3 separate regions of the Homo sapiens genome follow, and regions 2 and 3 are each linked to region 1. The links are chromatin contacts, found by Hi-C or POLR2A ChIA-PET in ENCODE. All regions are on one chromosome and are shown on one strand. The core of a region is the stretch at or near the end of the contact, and the rest is flanking DNA. Distances in the headings are between cores, read along the strand shown. Region 1 holds the start of RGPD8 (RANBP2 like and GRIP domain containing 8). Region 2 overlaps FBLN7 (fibulin 7). Region 3 holds the start of CHCHD5 (coiled-coil-helix-coiled-coil-helix domain containing 5).

What was found. A loop is a pair of places that touch in the nucleus more often than their neighbours do. ChIA-PET counts read pairs that join two places held with the same protein, here RNA polymerase II (POLR2A). Pooled maps may share reads with other maps.
Region 2: a map of CD4-positive, alpha-beta memory T cell shows a loop between it and region 1 (5-fold over the local background). The contact joins the enhancer-like site here to the promoter of RGPD8 in region 1. A Hi-C loop is called at or near these places in 1 of 168 maps with a recorded cell type or tissue (CD4-positive, alpha-beta memory T cell) and 6 of 50 pooled maps. POLR2A ChIA-PET finds 5 or more read pairs at or near these places in 1 of 52 experiments (A673).
Region 3: a map of dorsolateral prefrontal cortex shows a loop between it and region 1 (7-fold over the local background). The contact joins the promoter of CHCHD5 here to the promoter of RGPD8 in region 1. A Hi-C loop is called at or near these places in 1 of 168 maps with a recorded cell type or tissue (dorsolateral prefrontal cortex) and 12 of 50 pooled maps. POLR2A ChIA-PET finds 5 or more read pairs at or near these places in 3 of 52 experiments (PC-3, WTC11 and naive thymus-derived CD4-positive, alpha-beta T cell).

The regions. Positions count from the first base shown.
Region 1 is chr2:112,431,789-112,436,258 of GRCh38, forward strand. RGPD8 (RANBP2 like and GRIP domain containing 8) reads right to left here and starts at 1,857. Exons shown (of 23, transcript NM_001164463.1): 1 at 1,594-1,857. The coding sequence starts at 1,665. RefSeq lists an enhancer at 2,445-3,423.
Region 2 is chr2:112,186,026-112,190,495 of GRCh38, forward strand. FBLN7 (fibulin 7) reads left to right here. Exons shown (of 8, transcript NM_153214.3): 8 at 1,109-2,193. The coding sequence ends at 1,481. Among named protein-coding and RNA genes, the nearest start is that of FBLN7, 50 kb to the left of the region's middle. Within about 2 kb of position 2,231, at least 6 of the 41 ENCODE cell types and tissues checked have a DNase peak (open chromatin) inside an H3K27ac peak, as active enhancers do.
Region 3 is chr2:112,582,223-112,586,692 of GRCh38, forward strand. It overlaps CHCHD5 (coiled-coil-helix-coiled-coil-helix domain containing 5), which reads left to right and starts at 2,387. Exons shown (of 4, transcript NM_032309.4): 1 at 2,387-2,427; 2 at 3,752-3,892; 3 at 3,978-4,143. The coding sequence starts at 2,426. It overlaps LOC101927330 (a long non-coding RNA gene), which reads right to left and starts at 3,050. Exons shown (of 2, transcript XR_923204.3): 1 at 2,915-3,050; 2 at 765-2,291. RefSeq lists a silencer at 70-364 and enhancers at 1,596-2,795, 2,062-2,813, 2,111-2,280.

The DNA.
Region 1 (4,470 bases), core at 607-3,106:
ACCACGTCCGGCTAACTTTATTTGTATTTTTAGTAGAGACAAGGTTTCAACATGTTAGCCAGGCTGGTCTCGAACTCCTGACCTCAGGCAATCCGCCCTCCTCGGCCTCCCAAAGTGGTGGGATTACAGGCGTGAGCCACTGCGCCCGGCCAATATCCTTTTAACATCAACAATAAAAAGTGACTTGTAGCTAACATTTAGTGCTATGTGTCAAGCAATAACCTAAATGTTTAAAATGGATCATCCTATCAAATTCTATCAATGTTACAACTCCATCTATGGATGAAAAGTGTAAGTGGCCCCAAATACCCAGCTTATAAACGACAGTGCTGTGATTATTCAAGCCAAAGCAAACTGACTCAAGATTCTGCGCACATCCACCTTTAATAGCTTCTTCCGTCACTCTTTAGATCCAATGACTAAAGTCTTATTGAATCCAAAATAGATCACATTATTTACCTGTAAAGAGGAAAAATACCCTAAAAACACTTGTGGAAAAGGTTAAAAATTGTAAGCCATACTAACGATTTGTAAGAACTTTAGAATTTTTTTTTTTTAAGCAAAGGCAGCTACCAAAGTGTTCCGGGCGGGGAGGGGGGCGAGGGAGGTGAGTATGAGGAGTGGAGTGGAGCTGGACCCTTACAAAGGGACAGCGACAAACACCTCATACTCAAAACAAGGGGACTTTCCGTGTCATTTGTGCCATCGGGCCATTGCAAATGTCCACGCTGAGATGCCTACCTTGTCACTCGACGCAGCCGCCAAAGCTCACCCGGAGCTGCGTCAGTCCCCACTGGGTTCCTCCAGGCCAAGGAGGTACGACCTCCGCCGCGGCATATAAAGTAAATGTCCAGGACATGGGAAGAAACCCGCCGATACAGCACCCGGGTGCCCAAGCCCCCGAGAACTAGGCCGCGCGGGTACTACGGGGCCAGAAAGCCCGGGCCAGGGCGAGCCCACGAGCGAGCACCGTCGGGAACAAACCGGGAGAAAGAGGAAGAGCCGGCGCCAAAGGTCTCCCGCCCGCCGCGGTCCCCCCAGGACTCTTCCTGCGCTTGCAAGCGCCACGCCGCCCACAGGACTGCGCTAGCCGGCCTCCGCCTCAACAGAGCGCGCCAGGGAGCAGCGCCCTCGGGAGCCATGACCCCTGACCCATCGAGGCCGCCGCCGGGCCGGGTCGAGGCCGCCGCCTCAACAGAGCGCGCCAGGGAGCAGCGCCCTCGGGAGCCATGACCCCTGACCCATCGAGGCCGCCCCCGGGCCGGGTCGAGGCCGCCGCCTCAACAGAGCGCGCCAGGGAGCAGCGCCCTCGGGAGCCATGACCCCTGACCCATCGAGGCCGCCGCCGGGCCGGGTCGAGGCCGCCGCCTCAACAGAGCGCGCCAGGGAGCAGCGCCCGTCGGGAGCCATGACCCCTGACCCATCGAGGCCGCCGCCGGGCCGGGTGGAGGCCGCCGCCTCAACAGAGCGCGCCAGGGAGCAGCGCCCGTCGGGAGCCATGACCCCTGACCCATCGAGGCCGCCGCCGGGCCGGGTCGAGGCCGCCGCCGCCCGGCCGGGTCGAGGCCGCCGCTCTCTTCCAGACCCACTCACCTGTCGAGGCGACGGGGTGAGACCCAGCACCGAGGCGACGTACCGCTCCACATCGGCCTTGCTGCGCCTCATCGCGCCGCCAACCTGGCTCCCGAGACGCGTGCGAGCACCGCTCAGCCCCGCAGCAGTCGCCACTTCCAAGAGGAAAGTGCCTGCAAGCCACTGAAGCAGCGGCGTAGCCGGCGGAGGCCCACTGTGACGAGCGTGCGGCGCCGCCCACGGAGGCCCACTGTGACGAACCTGCGTTCTGCCTCAGCACTGTGTATCCTCGGGGACGTCGGCGCTCCAGCTGCACTCGGCCGGGCTGGTGGCGCCGCCCTGTGGTCTGAGGGTGTCTTGACATGATCTTATCTATAGAAAACCTTAATGAAAGCTCAAAAAAAAAAAAAAAAAGACAAACCATCAGTGATAATAAATGAGTTCAAAGAGATTGTACCATACGAGGTCAACTAAAAAAAATGAGATGTCTACTTATACACCAGCAAGGAACAATTCAAGTAAAATTAAGTAAACAATTCCATTTATAATATTATCAAAAATAATAAAATAATTATGAATAAATTTAACCCAAAAGTGTAAGACTTGTAGACTGGAAACTACAGAACACTGTTGAAAGAAAAGCAAGTGATTCATCCCCCGGTGCCAAACAGCAGACGCAGGTGTTACCAGTCTGGTGGGGCGCCCGAGCTGGGGACCTGGGGTCCTCTGGGAGGGGCAAGAAGGCAGCGATGCTGGCCCCCGCCTCCATCTGCCCATCCCATCTGCATCCACACACCGCCCTGCGGTAGCTGCTTGCAGCCCTTCTCTGTCAGTTTCTCCATTATCTTCTGGTTTGGTGATAAATGAGAGTTCCCATCGGGGGTGCCACCCTCTGTGTGACGGGGAGCAGAGAAGACCCTGCATCTGAGTCCTTCTGGGGGAAGAGCGAAAATGCTGGGACCAGCCCCAGCTGTCAGGGGGTCTCCAATCCCAGCAGGGAGGCCCCACGCATGGCTAGGATGCCCCAGACCCCAGGGACTGCACGAAGTGGAAAGGAGGGCCCCCGGTCCTAACTAAGGGTTCAGACCCCCGCAACACACATCCAGGCACACCCCCACCCCCTAGGCCTGGTTCTAGGTCTGCCAGCTCCGAGAAGGCCCCTAACAATGGTGCAGTCGCAGGGGCTGTGTCCCAGGCCGGGCTCACGCCCAGTCCCGCTGCCCCGGGGGTAGATGGGGCCCCTGGCCCGCGCGCTGTGGAGCCCTGGAGTGTCTGTGCGCCCCTTCCTTGGAGGGCAGCCGCTGAGGGGCTGCTGCGGGACTGGGGAGCCTCCTGGCAGCAAGCGCTCCCAATGCGTAGCGGGACGCTGTGATGGGGACAAGATCCTGGCTTTGAAGAAAGCCCTTTCCACCCTGTCCATGTGGGGGTCTCCCGGTGCCCCTGAGCCAGCGGCCCCCTCCTGCAGGCTCCGGAGGACTCCCCTGCCTGCATCTGGTCTCGCATTTCCTCCGTGACCTCCAAGCTCCCACTGGGGGCACACGGCTGCCCTGCTGACCCCAACTCTGGCCCTGTGCCGGTGGTGGGCAGCATCTGGCACGGGGGAGGCGCCGTTTCTTCCACACTCGCGCGTCCTCAGCCCAGATCATCCGGTGAAGTTTCCCCAGCAAGTGGCTCCCCCTGCCCCCTCCACCCTGCCAAGTGTGGTCCCTGGGCCCCCGCCTTCCCTTCTCGGCCTCTGCCCCTGGGTCTGGGGCCTGCATCCAGCCATCCACGCTCAGGGAGGCCACCTCCTCCCTCGCTCTCGACCACCACAAAGCTGCCCGGGACCTTGTTCTATCCTTTCCAAAAGTCCTCAGGACCTGCCTGTCTACGGAGCTCCCAAAACGCCCTGTGAGCTCTCCCGGGCCCCTCCTCTCCTTGCTAATAATGTCCCACACGGTGCTGCCTGCCTGGCCCCAAAAGAAAAGGACCCTGGAGTGAGTTCTGAACACAAACTCGATGAAAGTGGCCCCCTGCTCCACCTGCCGAGTCGGCCCCTCCTCAGACTCTCCCCTTGGGCAGGGAAACCTGCCGGGGCCTGACTGTTTCTTCCTGAAACAGCCTCAGGCTGGAAGGAGAGGGATCCACCCTTGGCCATTGAAGCATTCAGCAGGAATCAGCCCTCGGGGACCAAGACCCTGTGACCAGCCCCGCCCCACAGGCGCCGGTCCTGGGCAGCCTCCCTTGCTCAGGCCACGCTGCTCCCAAGAAGCCAGGATGAGCAGCTCGCAATAGGCCCCCCAACACGCAGAGTGCCACGCGGAGGACGGGGGCACCCCAGAAAACTGCAGACACTGCATGTCCTCTGGGAGCCCCGGCCCTGGGAGACGATGTGCAGTGGCTCCAGCTCTGACCTCATGAGCCCAAGCTCCGCTACACACTGGGTCCTGACCTGACCTGGGTCCCTGGGGCTCTCCGGCCAGGCCTCTCCCGGTGCCTCCCGCCCCTGAGGCCGCCACCCAGCATCCAGGCCCCTGTGTAGTCATCCCCTCTTCAGGAATCTGGGTCATGGCTGCAGGATAGGGGCTACCCAGAGCAGGATGTGGAGGGAGGGGCCGCAAAAGCTGGAGAGAATCTACAAGGCACTATTTAGCCACCTGCCCTTGATTCTAATTCTCAGTGACGAGATTCTTTGCTTGGCCAAACTCTATCAGGCCCTTGAACCTTCTAGGCCACCTGCACACTTCCTTGCAAAATCCGGTTTTAGCAAGAACACTGCTAAGTGACTTCAGCCAGAACTGCCCCGCCCCGTATCTGATCATCCTCGTCAGGGCAGCCTGCTCGTCCTCGGGCACCCAGGTGATGACGAATGACCCTGCCTCCCTTCAGCCAGAACCCCCCACCCCTGCTGTTTGTTCT
Region 2 (4,470 bases), core at 981-3,480, 250 kb before region 1:
AATTGCTGTTGAGTTAAAGCAGATTAGAAGCAGCAAGAAACTTAGTGGCACTGAAGCATGGCAGTTTTTAGAGAGAGTGAAGACATCAGAACCTTCCTCATGAAGTCACTCGGTGAAGGGATAGGGAACGGGTCTATGACGGCCTCTGGGGCATTCGACCAACAGCTGGATGTGACAGTTGACTGCATAATCATGATGCTACAGAATCGCCAAATATACTAGATTGCATTTGTCTTTTAACAACATAGAGAAATATCGAAAGCATTTCCACAAGACCCTCTTTCCAAATGATTAAGGAAAACAGGGCTTCCTGCGTTGAGAATACACGTGATGGCCAGGCACAGTGGCTTATGCTTATAATTCGAGCACTCTGGGAGGCCGAGGAGGGCGGATCCCTTGAGATCAGGAGTTCGAGACCAGCCTGGCCAGCATGGTGAAACCCCGTCTCTACTAAAAATACAAAAATTAGCTGGGCGTGGTGGTGGGCACCTGTAATCCCAGCTACCCAGGAGGCTGAGACAGGAGAATCACTTGAGCCTGGGAGGTGGAGGTTGCAGAGAGCCTAGATCATGCCATTGCACTCCAGCCTGGGCGACAGAGTGAGACTCTGTCTAAAAATAAATAAATAAAATACATGCTGCTGTGTTTAGGAAGTTCACCGTACACCGTGTGGGAAGCACTGCATTACAGGATGTTGCTGGCTAACTGCTGAGGTCCTGCCATTACTGGGCGAGGTCGCAGCACATGGAGAAAGGGCACCTGGTTTGAATATCAGCATTGCCATTGTTATTTAATATTCCCAGGCTATATTTTTCTGTAAAAATGATAGTAATAGCATAAATAAATGTATGTGCACACACATACACACGTACACAGGTGGGCAGGGAGCACCCTTGAGCAGGAACAGAAGCAGCAGCCCTTCCTTTGCCATGCCTGACACCAGCTACATTCACTCGTCCACAGCTCCATAGCTCCTGGGTGAAGGACCCGTGGCTGGGAAAGGTCATCTAGGTGGCCTCTGCAAGAGGGCAGGTGGGCAGCCGGGTCAGAGCAGCTCTTCATGAGACTCCCCAAGGCTGACTGCCTCCATTTTGCCTCTCCGCTCCAGCCAGTGTGAGCGGAACCCCTGCCCCATGGACAGCAGGCCCTGCCGCCATCTGCCCAAGACCATCTCCTTCCATTACCTCTCTCTGCCTTCCAACCTGAAGACGCCCATCACGCTCTTCCGCATGGCCACAGCCTCTGCCCCCGGCCGAGCTGGGCCCAACAGCCTGCGGTTTGGGATCGTGGGTGGGAACAGCCGCGGCCACTTTGTGATGCAGCGTTCAGACCGGCAGACTGGGGATCTGATCCTTGTGCAGAACCTGGAGGGGCCTCAGACGCTGGAGGTGGACGTCGACATGTCGGAATACCTGGACCGCTCCTTCCAGGCCAACCACGTGTCCAAGGTCACCATCTTTGTATCCCCCTATGACTTCTGAGGGTACACAGGGGCACTGGGGTGTGGAGAGCTGACCTCATTTCTCTTCCCCGAAGGCTCAGCTTCGGGCACCGACTGCGTGGAGCCTCCCGCCTGTTCCCGCCCTCTCACCAGTGCACCCAGGCTTCTAGGGCAGCGTTGCACGGCGCCCCATGGAATAGCACGGAAGAGCAGCCACAAAACTCAACTGCTGCCATCACTCTTTTTTTTTTTCTGCTTTGAGGCCCTTCCCTTAGATTATGCACTAACTTTCTTAAAACTTTTTCATCCAGGGGATGGGTGGCTTTCCAAAATGCTGTGCAAATGGCCTTGTGAGTTTGAACTAGCTGGGGAGAGAAAAGGTGGCAATGTGTGTCAGGTGACTATCAGCCCTTCTGCCTTTTTGTAGCCAGGCTTGCTATGAATGAAACGGTTCTAGTCGTGCGGGGGGCCCTAGTCATGCCTCTGCGCATGTGGCATAGGAAGTGGAGTCTCCTCCCATGACCCAGCACGTTGTTCTTATCTGCCTTTTCCTCTGTGACATGCCTGCCTGCCTGCCTTCTCATCAGAGAGTCACAGGAGGGCCTTAAACCCCACGCAGATCCTTCTAGACCAAGGACCCATTGTTAAAAGCATGGATTCTGCCTGAGTTACTTCCCTTTTGAGAAATCATATCTCAAATACATAACCTGGTAATATAACTGAAAAAATAAAAGTGATTGCTCCTTCCTGCCCGCCTGACTTCTACCTGAGCATGAGACAGCCCACTTCCTTCTAGGAGGGGGTGGCTGACTCTCTTCCTGTCTGGGTTGGATACACTGGAATAAATGAGTCAGAGAACACAGAGGTGATGTTTGGGACTGTTCCACATTATAAATTTGTTTTGACCACATGGGAGATTGGTAAGGACAATACCTGGCCGTGGAGAGTTTAGGAAAATGCTTGAGTTGTCATAGATTCCATGGCCTTTTGTTTCTGATGAATTCACTACAGGGTGACGCCCTCCAGGTGATCAAAGAGAGAAAACACTGGCCAGAGCTGAGTGGGGTGTGGTAGGATGGGGTATGGGGTAGGGTGGGGAAGATCATTCAAGCTAAAACTTAAGAGGTAGCGAAGCTGTAAGAAAGTTTCATTATCTAATTACATGTCAAGCTGCTGGTGAGATTTCCTCACACATATTTTATTTAAATCTTTGTATTTGCCCTGGTATGAGATGGAGCCAGAAGTGTGTCACTAGTTCAATGATCAAGCCCTACATCAAGATGGTTTCTAAGATGGTTTATTCTTGTACTGTTGTTTGGACAAAGGTTGAGACACAGTCAAGAGTTGCTTTTGAAATGTTTCTTCTCCCATGGGCTCAGCTGCGATCTCTAACAACAGAAAAAGGACATGCAAACTAAAGTTACAAGACTTCATTAAAACATTATCCACAGCCTTATGTTTCTAAATGTAGCTATGCTGGGCCAGAAGCCTGCACACCACCCAGTCCCATGTGCACAACACCAGGCGGAAGAGTCTAAGGGCCTGGCCAGGTTCCTGAATGGGAGATGTCACAGCTGTGGGCTAGGGACAGCCCACACATCACACACATCATATGTGAGATATGATGACATATGATGTGGGATATATGTGGGATATATTGAGATATGATGTGTTCAGGGGGACAAGCCTCTCACATGCCAGAAGGTGGGGAGTGTTTGGGGAGTCTCCAGAGCAGGTGCCCTCTAAACTGGTATATGATAGGGCTTTGATGCCAAACAGCCCAGTTTAAAGCAACAATTTCCATCACCAAGATCTGCCGTCATCAAACCTGCTTCCCACTGATGAAATCACGCACCCAGCCCCGGTGCCCACAGCACCAAAGTACAAATGGCTGACTGCTTAGGATGTGGATGATGGCTGTGGACAATGATGGCTGGGCACTTCTTGTGGATGATGTGGATGATGGGTCTTTTGTGGATAATGGCTGGGCACTTCTCCCTGTGGAGTGTCTTGTTCTCTATATGCTCTCTCCTCACTCTCCTCTATGGAATCAACTTTTCTTTTGTCCTTTCAGAGCTCCACTCTGTACTAAGAGTAACTACTGGTTAACCAGAATTCATTTGCACCCCTTTCCAGGTAATATAGTTTCATATTATTTGAGGGAGGGGCTTTAAGACTTTTTATCATGCAAAGTTGCAAACATATGCAAAAGTAGAAAGAATAGTATAATGAACCCCATGTCTGAATCAGTAGCTTCAACAATGAACACATGGCCAACTTGTTTCATCTGCTATCACCCCACCTCATGATGATTCCCAATCCTATCATTTCATCTATAAATATTTTAGAATGTATCTCTAAAAGACAACTTTTAAAAAAAGGATAACCAAAATGCCATTCACATCTAAAACATTAATTCCTTAATACCTTTAAATATTCAGCCATCGTTGACATTTCTCTGAGTGGCTTATATTTTTTTGTTTACTTGCAGTAGGTCTATGCACTGTGATTTATTGATATGCATTTTAAGCCTTTTTTTAATCTGTAGCAGTGGGTCTCACACTTCAGCATATATTGGAATAATCTGAAGGTTTGTTGGAAGACAAAATATAGGGTCATTTATATTGTAGAATTTTTCACAGTATGAGTTTTTCTGAGTGCATCTCTGTCTTCTCTATTTCTTATAAATCTAGAGAGTTAGTCAGATTCAAGTTAGATTTATTTAGGCAAGACTACTTTATTGGTGGTGACAGATGCTTCCAGTAGGAGGAGCAAAATATCTGGTTGCCTCTCTTTTCTGATGTTAGCCCCCGCAGATTGCACAGATCCATTACTTCTGTAGGGATTGCAATTAATATTCTAGTGCTATTGATTTTTTCTTTGTTTATTAGCTGACATACTTTATAAAGAGAAACACACTCTCATCAGTTATTTGGTTACCCTGAGATTTGGTTTGTATAAGAAAAGTAGGATTGATTCTTGGCTTTCCTCCCTTTATTTTTCAGTTTTCAAAATGAGATGGTTCACAG
Region 3 (4,470 bases), core at 1,137-3,636, 150 kb after region 1:
AAATCGTAAGGAAGATAAAATATACTATTCATTAAGTGGAAGTGGATCATCATAAAGGCCTTCATCCTTGTCCTTTTCACATTGAGTAGGCTGAGGAGAGGAAGGGGGGTTGGTCTTGCTGTCTCAGAGTGACAGCGGCAGAAGAAAATCTGAGTATAAGTGGACCAGTACAGTTTAAATCCATGTTGTTCAAGGGTGAACTGTAAACTGTTTGATTTAATGGGCAACCCACGCACCCAAGTGGTTATAAGTGGTACTACAAAATGTATTATAAAAATACCGTAGAATTTTTTTTTTTTTTTTGAGACAGAGTCATGCTCTGTCACCCAGGCTGGAGTGCAGTGGTGTGGTCTCGGCTCACTACAACCTCCGCAGCAATTCTCGTGCCTCAACCTCCTGAGTAGCTCCAGGACTACAGGTGCCTGCCACCATCCCTGGCTAATTTTTTGTATTTTTTGTAGAGACACGGTTTCACCATGTTAGCCAGGCTGGTCTCGAACTCCTGACCTCAAGCGATTCGCCCACCTCGACCTCCCAAAGTGCTGGGATTACAGGCGTGAGCCACTGCACCCAGCTGAACACAATCTGTACCTTCCATGTACTGATTTATGTCTTTGTCTGTAACTCCTGTCCACCTAAAATGTACAAAACCAAACTGTAATTCTACTGTCTCAGGCACACTTTCTCAGGACCTCTTGAGCCTGTGTTCCCCAGGCCATGGTCACTCATATTGGCTCAAAATAAATCTCTTTAAAACATTTCAGTTTGGTTTTTCTGTTAACAGGTGGTTAATTTTTCCTAGTTCTTTAATGAGATCCCTAGAAACCGGGTTTAAGACAATTGATTTTTTTTTTTTGCTTTCTCGGTCAGATAATTTCAGAAACTCCCTCCCTGTGCACCTGTGGGCATTCCCACTTCCACACACCAACAAGACAAGGTTAGACAGATCTTCTAAGGCAGCTTCTAAGGCCTTTCAGCATGTCAAAATGCATCTTTGGGGTATCCGTTTCTGAGTACCAACAAGGGAACGGAATGGGTTAAGATTTCATTCTCTCAGTAGAGGAAAATCTAGGGATTCATTCTACATTTGAAGCCAAAAACAGTTATCTGACTCCTTCCAGAGCCTTTAAATGTTGATCCCTTCCCCTCTTCTCCCATCAAACATACACTTGGAAGTTTAAGAAGAATGGAGGGATCTCAAGGTGTAAAGTTTTCTTTCTGTGCGATGACCAGTGCTGGTCCTCGGATGTCAACTGCCAACCAGGGTAGCTCATGGTTACAACCTCCCGTACAGCTCTCACTTATCCAGAACTACTGAGGCTCCAAGCTCAGTATCAAACTGTTCACTTGCACTATGTCCTCTATGATGTCACTGTCATCATCATTTTACAGACACACTGCGACTCCAAGTGGTCGTTACTAGTTCACAATCAAGTAGCTCTCGTTCATCTTCTCGTTCATCTTCAACTCTATGATTAACTGCAAAATGTTCTGCTCATTTTGACTAGAGTCTTGAAAGATCTGCAAACGAAACGGCAGGACTGATGCTCAGTTCTCTGACCAGGGGATATCCAGTCTCTTATGTGGGGAAACTCACGCCCAGGTCTAACCTCACACTTTTAAGACAGATGAGAAGGAAGGGGGAAATGTTGCTACATTAGGAGGAATTAATTACAAAGAGAGGAAGTAACTAGCTTGATAGTCTCATGGAGTCAGGATTAAACGCCATGTCTGTCCTGGCGTACGCTAAGGGATGGGGAAACGTCTGGGTCCCAGGCTGGGTAAATGGCAGGCCCAAGCCGAATTAGTTCGGCTCTTGGTTTGACTCCCTCTTCCCTCCTGTTCCAAGCGCTCGCATGAACCTGGGTGCCAGGGGGATTATCAGCGTCTGCGCAAGGCCGATGGTGGCAGCGCGGCGTTAGGAATCAGGCCCCCTATCCCTGAGCCCAACAGCCTACCGCTACAGCACCCAACGAAAATGGGAACAACATGTTGAGACGCTGCAGCAACAGCAGGCGCTTCCCACCAGCTACAGTCGGAGATTTGGAGCGCTTGTGTCTGAGGCTCAATCCCGTCAGGTGCCGCGCAACTCAGCGGCGCATTCTCTTTGGACCCGAGGCACCACCATACTTTCCATTGCTTACTTCCGTTAAACCCCGAGCGCTGCCATGGCAAGCCGGAAATAGGGATGAAGCAATTTAGCCAGAAGAGGGCGGAAGTGGCTACTCAGGGCGCCGCCATGACGAGCCGGGCCGGAAGAAGAGGTAGGGCGCCGCCGTGACAGATTAGTCCTAAAGGGAACGGGGTTGTTAGTTCAATTGGCTACCGGAAAAAACCAGGCTGGGCTGGGCGCCGCCATGACAACCGATACCGGAAAAGGCGGGTCGTTCCCCCCGGACAGCCCTACGCCGGCAAAGGTCTCGAGATGTGAGTAGTGAGAGCGCCTACCCCATACGTGCTGCCGCTCCCCTTCTTTTACCCAGTGATCTAGACCTAGTCTAGGACCTCGGGAACTAGGACCAGCCTCCCTCCTTCTTGGAGATCTGACCCTCAGGATTCAGCGCCTTCGCTCACGAGCTCCAACCCTCCGCATGCCCAAGCCCCGCCCTCTAAGCGTTTAGGCCTCGCCCCCTCTCGCGCTGCTTAGGACTTCGGTCCAGTCACTCTTCACCCAATCTCTGCCCCCAGTACCCCAGGTCCGGCCTTCACACTGAAATCCTAAGACTACAGACTTATTTAGGGACCTCTATGACTCCTACACCCATCCTCAGAGCTCCAGGTTCCTCCCCCTTGATCACCAAACTTTACCTTTTGAACCTTCCAGATCTGCCTGGGACCCCAGTCCTCACCTATAGGGTCCACAGACTTGTTCCTAGACCACTCTGACCTTGCCCAGGATTCCCAGAGCACCAACCTCATCCAGGGCTTCCAGACTTCACGCCCCTGGGACCTTGAGTCCCGCACCAGGGCCTTAGGTTTCATCTTGAAGACTCTTTGGCTAAGACACTCTTCCCCAGGACCTGAGACCCCACCTCTTGGAGCTCTAAACCTCACTTTTAGAACCCCCAAACCCATTAAGGGCTCTCAAGCTCTCCCTGGAATTCTAGATCTTTCTTCTAAGGCCCCAAGTCTTCTGTGCATGATCCCCAGGCCTACTGGGGGATGCCTGGATTTCAAGGCCTGTCTTCTAGGACCCTGAAGGCCTACCTTACATTAATCAGACTTTGTTTTAGAACCTCCACTCTCTCCCCAGAAGCTCCCCTCCTGCTTTACAAGCCCCAGGGCTGGGCCTCACCTCTCCACTTCTTTGGCACCATCTCAGGATCCTTCAGATTCCCACATCTGCCCTGAACTCCTAGTCCTACTTCAGACCCAGACCAGAACTCCCTTTCTTTGCGGAGCACCATAGCTTATGCCTGTAATCCTAGCACTTTGGGAGGTCTAAGCAGGGGGATCGCTTGAGCCCAGGGGTTCAATACCAGCCTCGGCAACATAGCAAGACCCTGTCTCTACAAAACATAAAAAATTAGCTGGGCATGGTGGCTCATGCCTGTGGTCCCAGCTACTTAGGAGGTTGGGGCAGGAAGATCACTTGAATCCAGGAGTTGGTGGCTACAGTGAGCTATGATCGTGCCACTGCACTCCAGCCTGGGCCACAGTGAGACCCTGTCTCTAAAAAATAAAAAAAAAAAAAAGAATTCCCTTGCTTGCCTACTGCCTGGAATGATCCTCAGCCCATCCTGTCCCACAGGCAGGCGGCCCTAGAGGTCACCGCTCGCTACTGTGGCCGGGAGCTGGAGCAGTATGGCCAGTGTGTGGCGGCCAAGCCGGAATCCTGGCAGCGGGACTGTCACTACCTTAAGATGAGCATTGCCCAGTGCACATCCTCCCAGTGAGTGCGGGCAAGTATGAGACAGTGTGGGGGGTGGGCAGTGGGGTGGGAATCTCCCAGGGGCTGAACTGCCCTACCCCCACAGCCCAATCATCCGCCAGATCCGCCAGGCCTGTGCTCAGCCTTTTGAGGCCTTCGAGGAGTGTCTTCGACAGAACGAGGCAGCTGTGGGCAACTGTGCAGAGCATATGCGCCGCTTCCTGCAGTGCGCTGAGCAGGTGCAGCCGCCACGCTCACCTGCAACTGTGGAGGTAAGAGGGGCTCACCTCAGTTCATCTCTTTTCTCCATAACATCCCCTTCATCCTTCTGGTTGTTCAGGGTAAAGACTTTGGAGTCATCCTCAGCCCCACCCCATCACCACACAGGCCTTTGCCATGCATCCAGAATCCAGAACATCATCACTTCTTGCCCCATATAGCCCCTGCTTTAATCCACCACCACCCTCACCCTCCACCTCCAGGATACCTGCCCCAGCCTTCTCCCTGGTCTCCCTTCCTCCCTCTTTTCTTGCCTCCATAAAGCGGCCTGGGTGAGCATGTAAGGACTGAAATCTGGTCTCATCACACCTATGCTTAAA